Linked DNA regions of Homo sapiens: region 2 is linked to region 1. A link is an interaction called in ENCODE POLR2A ChIA-PET data of the cell type or tissue named here. Cell type or tissue: B cell. All regions are shown on one strand. Links, peaks and the distances in the headings refer to the core of each region. The heading gives the core; the rest is flanking DNA. Region 1 overlaps RRAS2 (RAS related 2). Region 2 has its middle 52 kb from the start of COPB1.

Region 1 (11,880 bases), core at 2,077-10,076:
TTTGTGTGTCTGTATGTCTTTTGTCTCTTTTGAAAATTGGATTGCTTTGTGTTACTGAGTTGTAAAGTTTCTTAATATATTTGGAACACAAATCCTTTGTCAGCTGTGTATTACAGATAGTTTCTTCTAGTCCATATCTTGCCTTTTCATTTGTTCCTTCCCTTTTAATACTTACATCCTCTTTCTGTAGTAGACTTGCCAGAACTTTTTTTTTTTTTTTTTTTTTTTTAAGAGTTGGGGATCTCCCTATGTTGCCTACGCTGGACTTGAACTTCTGGGCTCAAGTGATCCTCCCGCCAGTCTCCTGAATAGCTGGGACTATAGATGTGCGCCACCATGCCCAGGCCAGAACCTTATAACAAAATAGTTCAAACAAAATGAACACAGTAGATAACCTTGTTTTGTTAACTATTTTTTTCTACATCGTGTACAATGGTTTTAAAATTTTTTGGATAAGTTATATAAGTATCCTATTAGTGTTTTCCTTTAATGTTATTTGCAATGTAATTTTACCAGATGCTGTTTTGATATCTGTAGAAATGGATCCTCTTTGTTTTTGTTAAGCCATTACTGTGATATGTTAGATCATTAGAATATATTTACTTAGTACACTGAGGGGTTTTATACACCATCATTTTACCCCAGTTTCTTGTTTATTTTATTAAGTTGTATGGGTGTTGTGTTTCTTGTTTCCAGTTTCTAGGTTCACAGAAACTTGTGACCAAGAATATATTTGACTTGAAAGATGAATTGGGTAGTATGTTCATCTTCATATTCTCCCAGGGCTTTAAATTTTATGTTCTTTAAAAATCTGGATTTAGGGTCAGGCGCAGTGGCTCATGCCTGTAATCCCAGCACTTTAGAAGTCTCAGGCAGCAGGATTGCTTGAGCCCAGCAGTTTGAGGCTGCAGTGAACTATGATCACGCCAGTGCACACCACCCTGAGCAACAGTGAACTGTCTCTAAAACAAGCAAACAAACAAAAAACAAATGAAATTTGCCACTGTTATTAACTATAGTTACTCCTATTGTTGATAAACAATTTTGTCTATTTCATCCTGTTGATTCAGTTTTCTACCTCTTGAAATGTAAGCTTTATGTGTAAATACATTTTTCTTCTTAAAAATTTGGTGTGAAAACATTGCCTTAATTAAATTTCTCAACATATAGCTGTGGTTAAAAGTATCTTATTTTTGTTACAGCCTTTTTCGTTTGAATATTTATATCATCTGAAAAAAAAATTTTTTTTAATGTTAACTACATGTCATCATAATGCCTCTGCTTTTTCAGGGAATCTGAAATGATAAAGACGTCCCCCTCATCAGTGGTACTCATTTAAGTTTCTGAGTATGGTGTTCCCCCAACCCCAAGGAACCAGTTTTTTGTTTTTTAATTGAAACAGGGTCTCTGTCCTCCAGGCTGGAGTGCAGTAGCACAATCATGGCTCACTGCAGCCTCGACCTCCCAGGTTGAAGGGATCTTCCTACCTCAGCCTCCTGAGTAGCTGGGACTACAGGCGTGTGCCACCATGCCCGGCTAATTTTTAAATTTTTTATATAGATTGGGCCTCCCAAAGTGCTGGGATTACAAGATGTAAGCTGCTGAGCCTGGCCAGGAAGCAGTTCTTAAATTATCAGGACTACCAATGAATAGATCCTTGTATTTTTCCTTAAATTATTTTGTTCTGTTTTCCTTTGGGTTTGTTTTCTAAAATCTTAGAATTCATTGCTGTGTTTTTACATCTTTTAATGAACACATTCACATTACACCGTGAATACTACATTGAGTCATTTGGATATTTTTTAATTTTCTTTTTCATTGTTTCTAAGAGATAGGGTCTTAGTCTGTGGCCCAGCCTGGGGTGCAGTGGCACAATCATAGCTTACTATAGGCTCGAACTCTTGGGCTGAAGCAGTCCATCTGCTTCAGCCCCTTGAAGAGCTAGGACTACAAGCATGTGTCACCACGCCTGGCTAATTTATTTTTATTTTTATTTATAGAGATGAAGTCTCACTATGTTGCTCAGGCTGACCTCAAATTCCTGGGCTCAGGTGACTGTCTCACCTTGGCCTCCTGAAGTGCAGGGATTACAGGCATGGGCCACTGTGCCTGGCCCTGTTTTTAATTTCCTAATTTAAAATGTGTCCTTTCATCATGTGAATTTTTATTATATATTTAAAATTTAAGTCTTTGTTGATTTCTGCTTTTTTGTTCTATTTTACTTTTGGCATCATGGCCAGAAATTGGCAAGTTTTAGACATTAGAAAAGGTATGTTTTTGCTGTTTACTGCAGGAATCAGATCCAGGTGTTGAGGGGACCTACAGCTTATATAATTTTGAGGACCCTCTTTAGGAAAGAAAATACAAGATTATGCACATGTGAATATTTGTTTAGAATAAGAAAAGGTATCTGTGTATGCGAGGGGTCTAAAAGCCTAACTTGATTCATTTTGTGTTTGATCTATCTCTGCTTTAAAATATATAATTTTGGCCCCACGTGGTGGCTTGTGCCTGTAATCTTAGCACTTTGGGAAGCTGAGGCGGGTGGATCACTTGAGGTCAGGAGTTTGAGACCAGCCTGACCAACATGGTGAAACCCCATCTTTACTAAAAATACAAAATTAGCTGGGTGTGGGGGCTCATGCCTATAATCCCAGCTACTTGGGAGGCTGAGGCAGGAGAATCCCTTGAACCTGGGAGGCGAAGGGAGGTTGCAGTGAGCTGAGATCGCGCCATTGGACTCCAGCCTGGACAACAGGAGTGAAACTCCATCTCAAAAAAAATATATATATATATGTATATGCGTGTGTGTGTGTGTGTGTGTGTGTGTGTGTATGTATATGTGTGTGTATATACATATATATGTGTGTGTGTATATATATATATATATACACACACACACACACACACACACACATATATATAAAATTTGGTGTATGTGCCGGGCATAGTTGCTCACACTTGTAATCCCAGCACTTTGGGAGGCCGAGGCCGGTGGATCACCTGAGGTTGGCAGTTTGAGACCAGCCTGACCAACATGGAGAAACCCTGTCTCTACTAAAAATACAAAGTTAGCTGGGCATAGTGGCGCATGCCTCTAATCCCAGCTACTGGGGAGGCTGAGCCAGGAGGATTGCTTGAACCCAGAAGGTGGAGGTTGCGGTGAGCAGAGGTCACGCCATTGCACTCCAGTCTGGGCAACAAGAGCGAAACTCTTGTTGAAAAAAAAAAAAATTGGTGTATGTGTATTGCATCTGCATTAATTTTAGTCATTACTTTGTGTCATGTATATATTTTTTACTACTTTACATACTATAGCTGTTTTTCTTCTAGTGTTTCTAAGCTTTTACATTGATTTATACTTTTTTGTTGCCTAAATATTATTTTTACTGTTGCCTAATGGCATCTTAAAATTTTACTATAGCTCTTGCCAAATAAATTTTACCATGTTTGATATTGTTTTTACACGTGTCTTCCTGGCTTGACTAAATTTGCTACATTATTTTTTCTCACTCTTTTTTTTTTTTTTTTTTTTTGAGTTGGAGTTTTGCTCTTCTTGCCCAGGCTGGAGTACAATGGTGCGATCTTGGCTCACTGCAACCTCCACCTCCTGGGTTCAAGTGATTCTCCTGCCTCAGCCTCCCGAGTAGCTGGGATTACAGGCATGCACCACCACACCTGGCTAATTTTGTATTTTTAGTAGAGATGGGTTTCTCCATGTTGGTCAGGCTGGTCTCGAACTCCTGACCTCAGGTGATCCGCCTGCCTCGGCCTCCAAAAGTGCGAGAATTATAGGCATGAGCCACCGCGCCTGGCCATTTTTCTCACTCTTTACTGTTAGCCTTATGTACTTTGTAAGCACTACAGTGGTAGATTTTATTTTTAGAAAATCCTGTCAAGACTTTTTTTTCTCTAATGAAGCCATTTAACTTTGTCACAGCTACATTTGGTCTAAGTTTGGCTTCTTTGTGTTTTTTCCTCCATGCTTTCCTATGTTTGACCTGTGTCTTGTAAGAGACAACATCCATTCTCATTACCTGCCGTATGGAAAGAAGTAAATAAAACCTTTTCATCCTTGAATTTTTTTTCTCTATTGAGTTGTTACAGGTGAGAAGTATATATGAATCTGTGAAGAGTTGTTGGAACCTAATTAAATTATGTACTGCACGTTTTTCTTTTTCCCTAAAGCATTTAGAGTCTGGCTAAATAGGGGAAAATTTATATTGTTTGGGTTATGTTGTGTCAATTTTTATTAAAATTCTGGTAGCAGTCATACAAATAATTTGACTTTCACATGAAATCAAGTGAAGAGAAAGGGGGGTAGAGAAAGATGCTCAGGCAATGTAAGTTTACTAGTACAAATTAAAAGGCAATTTTGTGGGTACTGATAAAATGCTTCTGAAGGTAACATAAATTGCATTTGTTCTTAAACATTTAGGAAGGGCATGGAATTGTTTTTCTTTCTCTCCATCCCCACTTCCTCCCAATGTGTAAGTAGAAAGATTTTTTCCCCTCCTCTTAACTCTGAAGAAGACAACTTCCTTTATTTTGCATTTTTGGGTGGTGGTTATAGTACTTGTTTTGAGGTTTGACCATCCTCTCTTCAGCTATTTTTATTTTTACACACCACTTGAAGTGAGTACACTCAGTGGTATTTTAACTATAATAATCTGTTAAGAAATTCATGTATGCATATTGCATCTTAAAACTGTTGTTTTGATTTAATTTTAATTGGTTTATGCTATGTCTGCTTCATCTTAGTTTTTAAACAAGTGACTACTTAGTTTTCCACAGCAGAACAGAATAGCAAAATCATATTCTTTTTTTTTTTTTTTTTTTTTTGAGACAGAGTCTCGCTCTGTTGCCCAGGCTGGAGTGCAGTGGCGGGATCTCGGCTCACTGCAAGCTCCGCCTCCCGGGTTCACGCCATTCTCCTGCCTCAGCCTGCCAAGTAGCTGGGACTACAGGCGCCCGCCACTACGCCCGGCTAATTTTTTTGTATTTTTAGTAGAGACGGGGTTTCACCGTTTTAGCCGGGATGGTCTCGATCTCCTGACCTCGTGATCCGCCCGCCTCGGCCTCCCAAAGTGCTGGGATTACAGGCGTGAGCCACCGCGCCCGGCCAAAATCATATTCTTAATAGGATTGAAATGTTTACTTTCTTTTTGATGTTATAAGTGATTTAAGATACGACATAGGAGTTTTAACTGCTTGATTGCTCAGTGCCCTGTCCCCTCCCCCTCCCAAATAGAGGACAACATTTTGCTCTTACTGGAACTCTTAATTTTGTCAAGTCAGCTGGTATAAAGATATAGAACTTTTACCCCTTAAAATTCTTTTACTGATTTAACAAATTTCAGAATTGGTGATACTTGTTTATTTTATGTTTGTATATTTACAATCTTTTCTAAAACTTCATTAGCGTTAGAAAGCACATATTTCCTGAAATGTTTTAGTATAACAATTTGTGTAGTTGAGTTTGATATGTGTGATAACTTTTTATTTAAAATAAAATTTAGGCATCATGTAAAATAGTTAACAGTGGCATACTTCCTGGCATAGAAATTCAATATACAAAATGCTAAAAATTACACAATAGCAGCAGCATTTTAAAAGCTATATAACAGTCTAGTTACTTGTTTTAAGCTGTCACTATTTCCGGTTTTGTGAAAAATAAATATAGCATTAGGTACATGCCCTGAGATTTTCAGATTTGCACATATTCTGTGGAAGCCTTCTTTACTACTATTTTTGGATTCCATGCTATGGGATAATAAGGTCACTTTTTAGCACCATTCAAGAATAAAAAACCAAGTTCTCTCAAAGGGGTTCTAGTACACGTCCATGTTTTGCTGAATGCTATTCTGTAATATTCTTAAAAAACATCTTAAATTCAAGGAAGGAGATGAGAGAAGCATAGTGAGATTCCAGACTTGATCCTCCTTCAAAATGCTATCAGTTGCTGCTCATTCCCCAGCCTCTACTGCATTCCACAATTGGACAGTATTTTATGTAATACTTAGAGTTTTTACAAATCAAGTAGAAGATACAATGGAAGAAGACACCCCTTTTAGAATAGCAAACAAAAAGACTACTTCTACACACTTAAAAAATGTGTGTTAAATTTTTTTTTACAGTCTTCCATACAAAATTTTAAAGCAAACATTAAATTTTTTTAAGACAAAGACTTAAACAGAAAAGCATACTATATTTCCAGATCTGAAAATTCAGATTCTTAACAGTGTCAATTCTAATTGTTAATCTACAAACTTAATGCCATTCTAAAATAAAAATATTGAAAGGAAGCCGGGCACGGTGGCTCACGCCTGTAATCCCAGCACTTTGGGAGGCCAAGGCGGGAGGATCACGAGGTCAGGAGATCGAGACCATTCTGGCTAACAAGGTGAAACCCCCTCTCTGCTAAAAATACAAAAAGCCAGGCGTCGTGGCAGGCGCCTGTAGTCCCAGGAGGCTGAGGCAGGAGAATGGCATGAACCCGGGAGGCAGAGCTTGCAGTGAGCCAAGATCGCGCCACTGCACTCCAGCGTGGGCGACAGAGCGAGACTCTGTCTCAAAAAAAAAAAAAAAAAAATACTAAAAGGATTAAAAGAAACTCCCAACAGTACTCTTGCTGAGGTAAGTGCTAGTGCAAGCTCATTTTGTGGTAAGACAAGGTGAATTCAAGTAACTTCTCCAATGACAAAGCTGGGAAGTGGTGAAGCAAGGCTTCACATCAGGGTAAGTTTGAGGGCTCAGATACGATGATAGCTAACATGCAGTAAGTGTTTATATTATTGTGCATTACCATTCCAGGTGAGGTACTATATATTTTCTCAATTAGAATAGCATCTTAATGTAAAACTTGTGAGGCTTTGCTAGGAAGAATCTAGAGATAATACAGGCTGTGCTTAGAGATTTATGAACCCTTTATAATCTCTCCCCTCAATCTCGCTTTTTTCCACATGCATAAACTAGTTATCCCAGCATCACTTTTTGAGTACTGTTCTATGCTTCCCCTATGATCTGCTCTTCTATTTATATATCGAATTTCATTCATGTGGATTTATTTTTAGGCCTTCTGTTTTGTTCCATTTGTCTTTTTTGCCTATTCTTGTGTCATTTCCATTCTAAATTTCGTAGAGGGTAGGATAAGTTTCCCTGCTGTGTTCATTCAAAAATTCATTCAGCACATATATTGGAGACAACTGCTATGTGCCAGGAACTTTTTAGGTGCTGGGAAAATGGCATTGAGCAAAACAAAAAAATTCTCATGACTCTTACACTTATAAACAATTTCTTGGCTATTTTCTTGCTTATAAATTTTAGGTTCAGCTTGTCAAATTCTATGAAAAACCCAGTAATGTTAAAACAAATTTAAATTGGGTCAGTTAAGGGAGCACTGATACCTTGACAATTCTATCCATGAAGAGAATGCTTTTACACTCATATACGTTTTCCTTTTTTTTTTTTTTTTTGGCCTCTGTTTAAAGCTTAATTATTTCTTTCCCTAAAGGTCTAGAATATATTTTTACTAGAGTTAGTCCTGCATATCATATATTTGCTGTTGCTGTTGTAAATGGTGTCTTTTATTTGACTTAAGCTTTCTAATAGCTTTATACAGAAGTGGTATTTTTTTTTGCTGTTTATTTTTTCGACAGGTTGAGGGGACTATGTAGACTTTTATATCCAAATACCTTGCTGAATTCTAATTCCAATAATTATTATGTATATTGTTTCCTGTGCAGATAATCATATCAAATATATTCTTAAAAATTTGTATACCACTTTATTTTCTTATTAAATTAACTAGGACCTCCAATGTAATGTTGAATAAATATGGTAATAGTAGACATACATACTTGTTCTTGATTTTAATGAGTTTCACTGTAAAAAGTGTTGTTTGCTATAGTTTTTTTTTTTTTAAGACAAATGTGACATTTTCTTATCCTTTTTCCATATCTCTTATAGTGTTTTTCTTTAGTCTGTTCATATGGTGAATTATATTTATAATTTTAAAAAAGTCTATATATTCTGTTCCTGAATTTCTGGGACATATTGGTCATAATGTATATTTTTATATACTGTTGGATTCTGGATTCTGTTTGTTAATATTTTGCATATGGACTCTTTTCATGTATGTTTATTAGTGAAATTGGCCTGTAATTTTCATTTTTTAATAATGTTCTTGTCTGGTTTTGGTATCCAGATTATACTGGCCTCATAAAATGACTTGGGGGGTGTATTTCCTCCTTTTCTATTCTCTGGAAGAATTTGTGTGATACTGGATTTACTTGTTTCCTGAAAGTTTGGTAGACCTTGCTTTTACAACTTTTAGACCTAGTTTGTGTGTGTGCCGGTGGGGGGAAGAGGGGGAAGTTTATTTTATTTTTTCTTCCTTTATTAGTCATAGTGCTGTTCAGGCTTTCTGATTATCCTTTTTTTTTTGAGACAGGGTCTCGCTCTGTCACCCAGGTCGGAGTGCAGTGGTGTGATCTCACTTTGCTGCACCATCCACCTCCCAGGCTCAAGCAATCCTCCTACCTTAGCCTTCCAAGCTGTTGGGACTATAGGCGCATGCCGCTATGCTTGGCCTAGTTTTTTTGTTGTTGTTTTGTTTTTGTAGAGATGAAGTCTCACTATGTTGCCCAGGTTGATCTCAAACTCCTGGGCTTAAGTGATCCTCTCATCTCAGCCTCCCAAAGTGTTGGCATTACAGGTGTGAGCCACTGTACCCAGCCTTCTAATTATTCTTGAATCAATTTTGAGTTTGTATTTTTCTAGGCGTATGTCCATTTTGTCTGTGCTTCATATTTATTGCATAAAGTTGTTCATAGTATTCTCTTTTAAATGTCTCCTCTAGCTGTAGTTATGTTCACTATAGTCTGTCCTTTAGTTCTCCTTAGCAGTGTTTGAAGAGATACGCTTTTTAGTCCATCTATTGAATTTTTACCATTAGGTTATATTTTTTATTTCCATAAGTTCTGTGTGTTTCCTCTTAAGATCTTAGTGGTCATTCTTTAACTTTTTATTTTTTAAATTCACATTTGTCTTGATTGGATTGATGGTCATTTTTTATAGCCTCTTGCTCACTTGTTTGTGATTTCATTTATTTTTAACATTTAATCCGGAATCTTGATGGGTATGGCTGATAAAATTTTAACAATGGTTGTTATGTACTTCCCTAATAAGTTCAAGATAAATTAGACTGTGACTACTTTAACACATAGATATAGATCTGGATTGCTGTATTTAGCCAATAACATACGTATTACAGAGGAATTACTTGTTGGATGATTAAGGTTTTCTTAGGTAAATAATTTGGAAAAAATGTTATTTGTGGGAAATATAGGAAGAAAGAAATTAAACATCAAGGAAGAGAAGCAGGAAATGTTGCTAGCTGTGTCTTCCTAGATGGAATGTGTTTGTATAGCATTTGATATTTCTTTGTGTTTTTTTTTTTGAGACAGAGTCTCCTCACATTGTCACCCAGGCTGGAGTGCAGTGACGCTGTCTCAGCTCACTGCAGTCTCAACCTCCTGCACTCAAGTGATCCTCGTAGTTTAGCCTCCCAAGTAGATGGGACTACAGGTGTGCACCACCATGCTGGGCTCATTTTTTTTTTTTTTGTATTTTTGGTAGAGATGGGGTTTCACCATGTTGCCCAGGCTGGTCTCAAATTCCTGAGTCCAAGTGACACACCTGCCCCTGCCTCCCAAAGTGCTAGGATTACAGGTGTGAGCCACTGTGCCCAGCATATTTGATATTTCCTGATAGCAGTTATCACCTATTTTGTTGGGTATATTTGTCTTGACAGTTAGATTGTGATCTCTTTTGGGGCAAACACTTTTATTGGTGGTGTTTTGTTTTTTATACAGTGTCTAGCATAGTAACTGTTAAATAGTATATAGTCAATAGATTTATTATAGCTAGGTAGATGGGATTTTAAAAGTACTAAACAAAGTTCAATTGTAGTTAATTATAATGAACTAATCATTGTCATATGATTACAGTACGAGGAATTATACCAGAAGCCACTAATAACTAGATCTGGATTAAATATACCTTTTAAATGCATTATTGGGTTCAAAAAAACCAAACACATTTTCAAATGTTGTCTTCACCTCACTCAAACAAGGGTGAGCTTAAATGGAAGCAGGGGAGCATTTAGTGATAAAAACACAGAACAGGCAAAATTTCAGAAATGGGTCAGACTTTCAATTAGAGACTGAATTTTCAGCCAGCAACAAGCCAGGGATAGTGGAAAGGGAGCTAAATCTGGTATTTCCTTTATTAAGAAGGATCCATCCAACCTGGCTAGAAGTGATCATAGGTAGGCTAAAGTGGTCTTAATAGGTAAACAGCTTCCCTGCTCTCCCCACTCCCACTTGCTCCTGGATGATCAAACACAAAACACAAGACATGGCAAAAATAATAACAAATGTAGCCCCCAACCCCCAACCCCTATACAAGAACTTCAGAAGTTTTGACAATTTTTGATCATTCTTTTAAGTGAGTATAAAGAATGAGGGACTTTCGTGCCATCCTTGTAGAGTTAGTTCCCTTCCCTGTCCCACCACCATTTCACCAAGGGAAATTTATTGAGAACACCTAAAATTTGCTGTTGACTAGTCATGTTAGGGGAAGGAGGAATGGTATAGACATAAGATTTTAAAATATTGACGTGCGTCGTGTGTTTACTTATTTGCAATCTTTTTTTTTTTTTTGAGATGGAGTCTTGGTCTGTTGTCTAGGGTGGAGTGCACTGGCCGATCTCGGCTCACTGCAACCTCTGCCTCCCAGGTTCAAGTGATTCTCCTGCCTCAGCCTCCCAAGTAGCTGGGATTACAGGCGCCTGCCACCACACCCAGCTAATTGTTGTATTTTTAGTAGAGACGGGGTTTACCATGTTGGCCAGGCTGGTCTCGAACTCCTGACCTCAGGAGATCAGCCCACCTCAGCCTCCCAAAGTGCTGGGATTATAGGCGTGAGCCACTATGCCCAGCCATTTGCAACCATTTTTTTAAATTGTTGTGTTAAGTTACTATAAAAATTAACATTTTTATAGTTTTCCCACATTTTACTGCATACTACTTTATATGACTTTATGATTGTTAGGTTCTTAAACAATGAATTTTGACTTAAGTTCTTTTATATTTTTATTTTTACCAATCCATCCTATTTAAAATAAATTAATAGTATGTTTAATATCTTTCAGAAAAGTTCTTTCCCTGTGCTTTAATTTTAACCAGTTTTAGCTAATGTTTTTGCACAACCTTTTCTAAAAGCAACAAATAATTGATTAAGGGGAATCTGGGCTAAGCTGAAGCTTAACTCTGAAAGCTGTGTTAATGAGTTTCCATAGGAAAAACTGTCTACTGCTTTTATTTTGTTTATAGATTGAAATTAGCTAAATGAAAGAATAAGTAAATGAGAGCTGCTTAAATTAAGACATCCATTAAAATTTTTTGTCTTGATTACTTTCCCGTCTCAGAGTCAATTGATCTGGCTTTTGGTACTGAGCACATGACTCTAGACAAGCATGCAGTCATTCTAGGCATACTGCTATTTGAAAAAACAGCTTTAAAAAGATGTTAGAACCTGGGAAAAAATATCTTGCTCTCTTGTGGTTTCACAGGATGCCAAAGGTTTAGTTGCTTGTATGTTTCACTCAATTGCTTTCTGTTCAATGAATAAAATCAGCACCGTGCATTAGAACTTTGCAGACTCACTGCAAAGGAAATAGCAGGAGGTAAAGTGACCTCAAATGAATGTGGCTTTTTTTGTGGGGTGCGGTGGGTGGGCAGTGCTACAACTTAATAAACAAATTGAGTTTTGCAGGAAGAAAACCTTTAACCCATCTTTATACTCTCTCATGGTGAC
Region 2 (11,880 bases), core at 1,345-9,344, 120 kb before region 1:
AAAACATAAATATCTTTAGAAACTCAAATAATATCAGAGGTGAAATATTTGTGCTATGTATTGGGTAAACTAAGTAGTTTTATTTGTGACTTGTTCCTTCCAGATTGATGAATGTTCCAGTCAGCTAATGTATAGCCTTTCTCTTAAATCAAGATTGAGTTTAAATTATAGCTTGTCTTTTAATAGTTCTGAATGCTGTCCTCAAAACGGTTAGGGATACCAGCCTCCTGCCTTACTTTCCTCTCCCAGATTCTCAGTACACCATCACTGTTACTGTCCCCAGCTCCATTCTCTACCTCCAGGATCTCAGGAGCCTACAGAAGTAACCAGGTATGATGCAGAAGTTCAGTTTAGAATTAGGAAAGTATGGAATCCTATCTGCTAGTTATGTGCTATGTAGTCTCAGGCAATGGTAAATAGCTAACTTAGTCAGTGCTTACTTGTGCCAGGGTATAACTGTGAGTGCTTTTTCCATGACATTTACAGTGTTCACAATGATCCTCTAAGGCAAATACTGTTAATACCATCATTTAAGGATGACGATTACAGTCTTACAACAGGTTAAGTCACTTATTCAAGGTTTAATAGTAAGAGACAAACTCAGATATAAAGCCAGGTATCTGACACTAAAGCCCTTGTAACTAGTCACACATTGCCACCACAGCCTAATAAATTGTACCTCAGTTTCCTCATTTGTAAGGTGCTTTTAAGGTGTATTTCACAGAGGTGATATGAACATGAAATGATACTTATTATGAATATTTAACACACAGTAGATGCTCATCAGTATGTATTCATTCCATTTTTTCCCACATTGACCTTCCTTACCTTTCAGAGGAGACTGAACCCTGTTCCCATTATCTTTATACTTCCCTCAGAATTTAGGTCTTCATTTTACACTGTAAAATGTACGTTTTACACAGTAACTTACTTAAAAGAATCTTCATGTCTTGAGAATTATTCAATTGAGGTATCATTGGCCCTTGACTCTGTAACTATTTGTTGTGTAGTTTTTTTTGTTTTTGTTTTGTTTTGTTTTGTTTTGTTTTTTGAGACGGAGTTTCACTCTGTTGCCCAGGCTGGAGTGCAATGGCACGATCTCAGCTCACCGCAACCTCCGCCTCGTGGGTTCAAGCGATTCTCCTACCTCAGCCTCCCGAGTAGCTGGAAGAACAGATGCCTGCCACCATACCTAGCTAATTTTTGCATTTTTAGTAGAGATGGGGTTTCTCCACATTGGTCAGGCTGGTCTCGAACTCCTGACCTGAGGTGATCCACCACCTCAGCCTCCCAAAGTGCTGGGTTTACAGGTGTGAGCCACCGCACCCAGCCTGTTGTGTAGTTTTTTTAATAAGCTCTTGGCACTTTTGCCTATCAACTATTGTTAGCTAAACGTAATTGTCATAACCCATGTTCCTCATGTGATAGATCATCTATGGTGAACATACTGGCTTTGTTTGCTTTCAGAATGACAATCAGATGACTGGTTCTTTAAAATTGAGCCCAGAGATATGTGCAGCCAGGTTACAATAACAGTGTGATGTTTAGGGGTTGCTCACTGTGATCAAAAGTCACTTCTAATAATCTGACCACTTCCTCTTTTATTTTCTCCATCTAGCAATGGCAGAATCTCTGAGAAGTCAGTCATGCAGTGACAAAAGAATGCAAGTGGGATTTGTGTCTTTTATCTGGGCTCTGTATATAATTATAGGATTCTGAGAAAACTTTGCGTTGTATGTATTTTGGAATAATTGTATGTGGAATAATTGTATTAGTTAGGGTCCTCTAGAGGGACAGACTAATAGGATATATATATAAAGGGGAGTTTATAAAGTATTAACTCACACGATTACAAGGTCCCACAATAGGCTGTCTGCAAGCTGAGGAGCAAGGAAAGCCAGTCTGAGTCCCAAAACTGAAGAACTTGGGAGTCTGATGTTCGAAGGCAGGAAGAGTCTAGCACTGGAGAAAGATATAGGCTGGGAGGCTAGGCCAGTCCAGTCCAGTCTTTTCTTTTCTTTTTTTGAGATGGAGTTTTGCTCTTGTTGCCCAGGCTGGCGTGCCATTGCATGATCTCGGCTCACTGCAACCTTTGCCTCCCAGGTTCAAATGATTCTCTTGCCTCAGCCTCTGGAGTAGCTGAGATTACAGGCGCCTGCCACCAAGCCCAGCTAATTTTTTTGTATTTCCAGTAGAGATGGGGTTTCACCATGTTGGCCAGGCTGGTCTCGAACTCCTGACATCAGGTGATCCACCTGCCTCAGCCTCCCAAAGTGCTGAGATTACAGGCGTGAGCCACCGCGCCTGGCCTCAGTCTAGTCTTTTCACGTTCTTCTGACTGCTTTATATTCTAGCCACACTGGCATCTGATTAGATGGTGCCCACCCAGATTAAGAGTGGGTCTGCCTTTCCCAGCCCACTAACTCAAATGTTAATCTCCTTTGGCAACACCCTCACAGACACACCCAGGATCAATACTTTGCATCCTTCAATCAAATTGACACTCAATATTAACCATCACAATTGTAAAACCAACAAAATAAACAAATGAAATGCAGCATGTTGGACTGAAAGAGTCCTGAATGAATTTTTCTAAATCTATTCTCAATTCACTAAGTAGCTTTGTGAAAACAGACAGATGTCACTGGGCCTATGTTCTTATCTGTAAAATGAAACAATTCAGCTAGCTGACTTTCTGGGTTTCTGGCTTAAAAATCTATACTAAAAAGCCTTATGTTTTATTTTTGTTTTTTATGTTTTTAAAAATATCCTTATTTTATTTTATTGTTTATTTTATCCATAAACAAGGAGCAGGAAAGCCTTGTGTTTTTATAGCTACCTCTTCAACAAGCTCTGTAAATCAACTGGGATATCTCTACCTGGATGTTACCAATGGGCACATCAAAATGAAATGGAATTTATCTTGTTCCCCTAACTTGCTCCTCTACTGTGTTCTCTGGTAATTTATGCTAGAAACCCAGTAGTCATCTTTAACTCTACCCTCACACCTATATCTCATCAGACACCAAGACTCATTTTTTTCCCTTCCTCAATATTTTTCTAATCTTCTTTCCCCACTCCACTGCCATTGTCCTGGTTTAGACTCTCGTCGTCCTTAACGTGGTCTCCTACAGTAGCCTAACCATAAACTTCACATATAATTTTAAAATTAAAGCCTATGCCTTAATTTTAGTCACATACAACAGTTTCTATACAATTTTTGGACCTGGTCAGACTCTTCCCTACTAATACTATTTTTGAGAGGCATACTGAAAAAAAGAAAAAGTCCAAAGATTTAATAACATTTTTAATAATAAAAATGAAAAATGATCAAGATGCTCCAAAATGAGTATTGACAAGCAATGGTGGTGTGTCTATAGTCTGTACCAGAGTACCCAGTAGATAGTAGATGCTTAATAAATATTTGTTGAGTGACCAAATGAATAATGCATATAGTCATAAAGATAACTAGGGTGTGGACTAAATTGCACTGTGGGGATGTGCCTAGGAAAAAAATGTTAGGTGAGAAAAAGACAGCACTCTCCTACATTATGATAATGTCTCCTGCATAAGATGAATCAGGGCCGGGCGCAGTGGCTCACGCCTGTAATCCCAGCACTTTGGGAGGCCGAGGCAGGTGGATCACCTGAGGTCAGGAGTTCATGACCAGCCTGGCCAACATGGTGAAACCCTGTCTCTACTAAAAATACAAAAAAAAAAAAAATTAGCCGGGCATGGTGGTGGGCACCTGTAATCCCACTACTCGGGAGGCTGAGGCAGCAGAATAGCTTGAACCTGAGAGGCGGGGGTTGCAGTGAGCCCAGATTGTGCCATTGCACTCCAGCCTGGGCAACGGGGCAAGACTCTGTCTCAAAAAAAAAAAAAGATGAGTCAGGATATGTTGCAGATACATGGCCTATCTCTCCAAGTGAATAGGAAATTGAAATATCACATCAGTCTTATCTCCAGTACATCTTGAAAATAAATGTTGTCTACCCCACCCACCCTGTTACTGGGTGTAGCTAAGATATTTTATTGGCTACAGTCCCTGATTCCAGCTTTTGTGATTTTTATATCTGTGATCTTGATCTCTTGGGATTCAAAGTGGCTGAAACCTCAGCCTTTTCTGGGCATCCTCTTGTGAGTTAACAATGTATTCCCTTATAAGAGGGTGGGAACAGATTCCTACCACACAGGACTTCACCAGCCAGGGTGTAGGGAAAATGCCCATCTGGCTCAAGGAGTCTGGGAAAATTACTGACTTCTACTGAGCTATGCAAACCATTTCTGAAAGCCCAACAACATTTAAAAAGTGAATTTAATGAATTATAATCAAAATTTTCTCTTTCTACAAAGTAAGTCACACTTTTTTTTTTTTAAGTGATCCCTTGCTTTGAGTAAAAGTATGACTGCTTTCTGTTAGGCTAAGAGCATGTTTTTCAAACTTTCCCTGCTAGAACACTAGTATTCCACAAACTGGACAAATGTGTTCCCACAGCTAAAATCAGATAGTGATGATCTTTTTCCCAAGTTGGTAGAACACATTTTGTCAATTTTATGTTTATTCTCTATAAAGATTTTTAACACTTTAATGCCTGCTACCAAACTTTAAAAGTACTGAGGAAGCATTATGGAAATATTAATATTTGGTGGGATGAATGTTCTTGATCTAACAGCTTGTCTTTGTGGCCATATGTGCTCCTGGTGGTTTTATATTGCATACATATATTTTCAGCTAGCAAATTGTTTCTTGTTTATCAAATTGAATTTGTATTTCATGGTTGTAGCAAAGGACAATTTGGTTTCTAGGTGCCCCACTACCATCCTAGATGTTTGTATAAAACATAAAACCCAAATGCTCTTATGTAATCCATATATAGTGCTCATAAACACCGTTTACCCTAATGAAATAAGCCTTGGTAATGGAAATGTAAATCCCAGTTCAGGTAGTCCCCAGCTTATGCCTTCAATGTAAAAGAACTCTGGAAACGCCCTGGAAGAGTGCACCCTTGTTTTTGGCACTCAACCTGTATGCTTTTTCCCTCATTCCCCAAACTAAGATAAAACACAGGGACTCAGTGCTAAGGACCCTTGGGTTCTGACTGGTAATACCTGCTGTACATCTAGTGTTATGCAACATCCTGGTGTTACTAAGAGTAAGATAAAGTCTGGTGAATATTTTAAGGGCACAGAAACACCTAATCAGAGCACTGCTTGAAAGTCTTAAAATAGAAAAATGTATCAATTGCTGTGAGAGCACAGAAAACTGGTGGCTATCAGAGGAGAGTCAGGTATAGTTTCATAAAGAGGTGACATTTGAATTAAGCCTTGAAAAGCATAAATTTGGCTGCTTAATGTCAAATAAGGGATGGGGGAAAAGGGGTGAAAAAACCATTCCAGCCACAAAACAGGTGGGAGAAAGTCACAGAGGTACATGACACAGAGAATTGGGTTCTATTCAACATAGCATCTTTGGGAGGCAATACGATTAGGCTGGAGATGGCAAATTGTAAGCAGATAGTGACAAATTTGCTTTTTGTTTGTTTTTTAAGAGACAGGGTCTTGCTCTGTCACCTAGGCTGGAGTGCAGTGAGTGGCGTAACCATAGTTCACCGTAAGCTTGAACTCCTGGGCTCAAGCAATCCTCCCACCTCAGCCTCCCAAGTAGTTAGGACTAAAGTGTATGCCACCACACTGAGCTAATTTTTAAAATTCTTTCTTTTTTGTGAGATAGGGTCTTGCTGTGTTGTCCAGGCTGGTCTTAAACATCTGACCTCAACTGATTCTCCTGCTGCAGACTCCCAGAGTGCTGGGATTACAGGTGTGAGCCACTGAGCCCAGCCCAGATTTGCATTTAGGAAAAAACCTTTGGAGAATAGATTGGAAGTGTGGGAGACCAGTTAGAAGCCAACTGTAGAAGCAAAATTCAAGAGTAATTTTAAGCTGGGTGCAGTGGCTCACACCTGTAATTCCAGAACTTTAGGAAGCCAAGGTGGGAGGATTGCTTGAGCCCAGGAGTTTGAGACTGGCCTGGGCAACATAGTGAGACCCCTGTCTCTACAAAAACTAAAATAGCCCAGCATGGTGACCCAGCTACTTGGGAGGCTAAAGTGGGAGGATTGCTTGAGCCCAGGAGTTCAAGGCTGCATTGACCTATGATTGTGCCACTGCACTCCAACCTGGGTAACAGAGCGAGACCCTGTCTCTTTTTAGAAAAAAAAAAAAAAAGTTATTTTGACAGAACATGATGTGGAAAGTGGGACATGGAAGGGGCAGGGAGTAAGGGACAGGTAGGAGCTTTTAAAAAAACTTAAACATGTTTTCCTAAGGGCAAATGCTACTCTGAAAAATGGGTAGGGTTATCAAATCTGCTCTTCCTCATATGTAAAACACTTCCTGTCTTAAGCCATTACTGAAATGACATGAAATTTAATCAGTAAAGGTGTGTACAGATGAGTGATGGAGTAGTTATTAATAGGGTTGTCATGGTGATCTTTATCCACAGAAATAATACCATACCATGAGGTTGAAGTATATGAAACTGCTTCTTTTATGGGTTAAAAAAAGTCAAGTATCAGCAATTTTATGTGATTCAACCTAATAGTTTGTGAATTACTTAGTTTTTCCTATTACTTCCTGCTTCCTTTTAAGCCATATTATTGCCTTTTTTTTTCTTTTTAAGATGAGCAATATATTTCATCAAGGGGATTTCCAGGAATGCTGGAGAGGCAAGTGTGGTAAATAAAAAGTATGCAGGCTCTAGAATCAAATAAACCTGGAATTTAGATTTTCCTCTGTAATTTATTAACTGTGATCTTGGGCAAGTCAATCTATTTCAGCCTTATTTTTTTGTTGTGGAAAATGGAAATAAATAGTGCCTGCCTTGTAGGGTTATTAAATGAGAAAATTCATGGCTTGTTAGTGTGTGGCATATAAAAGATGAATGAAAGTCTCAGCTGTCCCCTCTCACTTTCATTTTTCCTACTTGCTCGTTCACAAAAAGTTTGACATAAAACTCAGAATTCTCTGCTTCCTTGTGTCCCATAAAAACTGAGTTATGCCAGGGATTTTGATGTGTATAAGAAATATTCATTTAACTTTAAGCCAAAATCTTTTAGACTAAGTAGCCATTTAAACTTTTAAATATCATTCCATGGAATTACTTTAGTGTACAATTTGTATCAAGTTTTTCCAGAATGCCAGAGCCTCATCACTTTTCATGTCATTCAGGAAGTTACTCATTTAGCCCAGACTTCCAATAAGTTCATACATAGAGACTGTGTCATATTCTTCTGGAAGTGTCATCACCATTTTTAAAAAATGTGATAACTGCTTTTTGAAAAGAAAAAAGACCATTGAAATTGTATTTATTTGCTTATATTCCTTACTTTGAATCCAACCCCACAAGGTGAACTCATAATTGCTGACCCCTCACACTTGTAGATCCCAAAGGCACAGCTGGATTTCTGCCTCATTTTTATTCCCTGGTGGGTTTTGATTTTGCATTAATTCTCTTTTTAATTGAGCTCCTATTTTGTGCAGGCGCTCTTCATGTCACAGCATGTATATGATGAATAAGATAGACAAAATCTTTGCACACATGAGCTTACATTCCTGTGACAACAACCAAATAAGGTGTTTTCAGAGTAAGTCCTGGGAAGGAAATAAATTAGGTGAATGGAGTAGACAGTGGCTGGTAGATGGGGAGGGTAATTAAGAAAGGTTTTCAGGAATTAAAGTAGTTACAAGGACCTGAGTTGCTCTGGCCCCCAGCTCCCCTAGAGGGTTGGATTGTGTATCTAGCCACTGCCTAGGACTGCCCTTTAAATCGGAAGTATGCCAACCACATGTCTGATGTGACTGCTATTCTGACTTCATCCCTATTTTGTGGAACCTGGCTGCCTTGTGCTATCTGCTTGAATTTGCCCCTGGCTGAAATCAAGCCTTGATTCTCCACTAAGTGATGGCCTTTTTAAACTTAAAAATTAGTAACTATTAATTAATGTCTGTTCACTGAAAATAGAAAATGAAGAAAGGCGAAAATAAAACATCAGAGATAAATACTGATTAACATTTTGGGATGTACTATTTCAGGTATTTTTATTCTTTTTTGAGACGGAATCTCGCTGTGTTGCTAAGGCTGGAATGCAGTGGCGTGATCTCAGCTCACTGCAACCCCCAGCTCCCAGGTTTGAGTGATTCTCCTGCCTCGGCCTCCCAAGTAGCTGGGATTATAGTCATATGCCACCACATCCAGCGAATTTTTGTATTTTTAGTAGAGATGAGGTTTCACCATGTTGGCCGGCTGGTCTTGAACTCCTGGCCTCAACTGATCCATCCACCTCGGCCTCTCAGAGTGCTGGGATTAAAGGCAGAGCCACCACGCCTGGCGTATATACATATTTTAATCAAAGTATGATCATAATTTGACCTTTTTATTCAACCATATAAATCAGTTTCTGTTTCAATAAGTCAATATCTGCTTCCACATTACTTTAAATAGTTTCTGTCATGCTGATGATATATACCACAATTGATTCAACCCATTCACTGGGGACAAAAGCATAATTATGACGATCAGAGCAGTAACTAACCACTGAGCACTTAACACACGTTAGGAATGATGGTGATGTTACATACAACATTTTTTTTTTTTCTGAGATGGAGTCTCGCTCTCTCGCCCAGGCTGCCCAGATCTTGGCTCACTGCAACCTCTGCCTTCCTGGTTCAAGTGATTCTCCTGCCTTAGCCTCCCGAGTAGCTAGGATTACAGGCACACACCACCACACCTGGCTAATTTTTGTATTTTAGTAGAGACAGGGTTTCACCATGTTGGTCAGGCTGATCTCAAACTCCTCACCTCAAGTGATCCACCCAGGCATGAGCCACCACACCCGACCTACACACATCATTTCTGAGGCAAAGAATGTTAAGTGACTTGCCTAAAACCACTCAGATTGTAAGAAAAGAGTGCTGAGCAGAAATGACCTTTGCTAAACATGGAGTGTGGGCTAGGCTGCATACTAGTCTCAGCAGGGAGGTAACTTTTGCTATTTCCCTTAAATCTCAAAGGTTAGAATTCTGTAGCCCTTCCCTAACTGTAGTGGGAGACAGGCCTCTCTGCATGTCTGCTCCCACCAAGACTGCACATAATGTGTACAGAAATCAGGGTACTATCAGGAAGCGGGGAAATGGATGCTGGGCAGCCAAACATTGACAGATAGTCATTATTGCCTTGCCTTAGGCTGTATTCCCGTCTCATGTTCTGGTTTCTCCCCACCCTGAGCCTCTCACCTCTTACCCTCTCTGAGGTTTAGCTTCTTCATCTGTAAAATGGATATACCATGGTTATTATTATCACAGGATATTAAATAGAAATATGGCCCACCACTGGGTAACCAAGTTTTTAGGAATGAGGTGGGTTACTGGGTCCCCACCAATGCCCTTTGAAAAAGTGTGAACGGAGCAGTCAGACTTTGGGAACCTAAGAGATTGAGGAAGAAGGAAATCAAATAGGATCTGTTTTTTCTCCAAAGTCACTGAAGGAAATAGGGGAGGAGGGGATAGGACAGAGGGACCTCCAGCAACCTCATTCAGGTGTAGAACAATCACAGTGTGTGTGACAAGTCACAATTCCTTTAAAATTAACCCTGCTGGTTTCCTGGGAGAGCTGCTCACAGTTGACCTACTGGTCTCATTGATTCCCAGATAAGGCATGGCAGTCAGCCAACAGCAGGCATCATCAGAGAACTTGGAAGAGGCTTGGAGGCAGAAACTGAAGTGTGATGCTGCATATCTGGAGGATGTGAACTGTACGTTTGCACACTGACAGTAAGTTGTTGACAGCAAATTGCAAAGAGACTAAGCAAGAATGGTGGTGCTCCCATGGCAGCTAGGCCCTTAGCAAAAGCAAAGAGAATATGCTCTGGAAGGTGTTGGGGGCGGGGGTCAAGAGCACTGGGAAGCAGTACCTAACTGCATGTTTGTGGCCCTGGCTTCTACTTAGATATCTACCAGTAACTAAGGAGAGTGGAATAGCTTTCCCTTTCTCAGACTTAATCTTCAATGGCCAGTTCACATGGCATTTCCACTATAAAGTTCACTTAAGCTCTGAATTGTTCCTTTTTCTGTGCTCACACAGCATTCTCTATTCCACCATTATACCACATAGCACAATTTAGCATGGTACTTTGCCCCACCTCTAAAATGGAGTTAGTATTTGGCCTGCGTTCCTCCCAGTACTATTCCAAACTAAGTCAGGAATAAGAACATTGGTCCAAATGCTTGCATGAACTCACCGCACATTAATGATAACAATATGTGGGGACCACACTTTACAGTTTATAATGCGAATTGCACCCATTATCTCATTTGATCCTCAAAGTAACCAAATTATTAGGTTACTGTTTCACAAGTGGGAAAACTGAGCTAAGGCAAAGTAATTGGCTAAAGTTGCTTGGCTAGTAAGTGATAGATCCAGGAATGGAATCCTGACCTCTGACCAGGGCCTGTTCTCTCTCTATTACATGTTGTTACTTTTACTGCTGGAATAATCCTTCATCCATTGGAAAATAGGCAAATAAGCAAAAACCCCTCCTACAAACTTTAATTTCTTGGCAGTTTACTTTCTCTGCCTCCTGCTTAATGGAAACCTGGCTCTTTCTCAATGCCACACCTCCCTTATATCTTCTTCCAGCTTCTTTTTTTTGAGATGAAGTCTTGCTCTTGTCCCCCAGGCTGGAGTACAATGGCGCGATCTCGGCTCACTGCAAACTTCACCTCCCAGGTTCAAGTGATTCTCCTGCTTCAGCCTCCTGAGTAGCTGGGATTACAGGCGCATGCCACCATGCCCGGTTAATTTTTGTATTTTTAGTAGAGATGGGGTTTCACCATGTTGGCCTGGCTGGTCTCGAACTCCTGACCTCAGATGATCCACCCACCTCGGCCTCCCAAAGTGCTGGGATTACAGGCGTGAGCCACCGCGCCTGGGCCTTCCAGCTTCTTGATTAGACACTGCCTTTTCTCACATCTTCCATATACTACTGGGGACTTCACTGGCAGTCTTGTCATTCCCCATTGACACTAACCTACCACGTTACTTCTGCCACTTGCAAAATTTACTTGTCCTTTGAGGCTTATACCATCCAGCTCAGCCTATCAGACCCTCTGTCCTGGAACTTTGACTGTTGAATGACTGATCCAAGAATGGAAAGAACGAGAGGAAGGCCTGTGTTTGGGGCTCATGCCATCTTATATGCTATCTTTATAGGAGTCATCCTCTGACCACTTCAGTCCTTAAAGATTTTGGTACCTGGCACAAAGTCTTCTTCACTTTAAGTCTCGCTATCACCTAGGTAACTTCACTGTATGGAACCACTTAACATCCTAGCCTCCGTATTCCTTATTTTTGGCAACAGTAACCACCACCTTACAGCCATTCCACTCATTCATTTCCATGATTATATCCTGGACTTTTTAAAGACCTGGCACTGCTCCACTTTTGAGATCTTAAGGTCTGGAGTACTAAATCTCTGACTATCACCTCCTGGCTCCCTAGCTCTCTCACTCTTACTCCCACCATACATTCTCCTTCATATCCTGGACTCCACCAGGTCTTTGGCCTTACCATTTTCTACCAAGTTCATCACTCCTCTTGATATTTCCCTTCCCTATTCTGCCTAGACCTTATAGTGCCACATGAAGACCAACATTATCCTCTTTCTTCCACACCCACCTTGCATCAGTTCAACTATCTGCTTTCTCCACCCCCATAATGAAGCTGTTGAACATAACCCTGCAGACTGACTCTGCAGTAGTGCTGTGGTCTCCTTTTTTTTTTTTTTTTTTTTTTTGGAATTAACAGTCTTTATTGGGCTCAGA

What was found. ChIA-PET counts read pairs that join two places held together with the same protein. Peaks named below come from ENCODE experiments on the same cell type or tissue, not always from the same donor. Only the 100,000 strongest peaks of a DNase experiment are listed, where the experiment ranks them.
Region 2: POLR2A ChIA-PET joins it to region 1 with 10 read pairs; 9 of 35 experiments call an interaction of 5 or more read pairs at or near these places.

Annotation. Positions count from the first base shown.
Region 1 is chr11:14,320,023-14,331,902 of GRCh38, reverse strand. The region is part of intron 1 of RRAS2 (RAS related 2); the gene reads left to right. Among named protein-coding and RNA genes, the nearest start is that of RRAS2, 33 kb to the left of the region's middle. RefSeq lists an enhancer at 8,514-8,593. In B cell, for the core only: no CTCF peak of the experiment used is centred there; DNase peaks (open chromatin) are centred at 4,552, 5,235, 6,692 and 8,421; H3K4me3 peaks cover 4,966 bases; H3K27ac peaks cover 6,966 bases.
Region 2 is chr11:14,441,675-14,453,554 of GRCh38, reverse strand. It overlaps the pseudogene LOC105376670. Among named protein-coding and RNA genes, the nearest start is that of COPB1, 52 kb to the left of the region's middle. In B cell, for the core only: no CTCF peak of the experiment used is centred there; a DNase peak (open chromatin) is centred at 1,514; H3K27ac peaks cover 178 bases.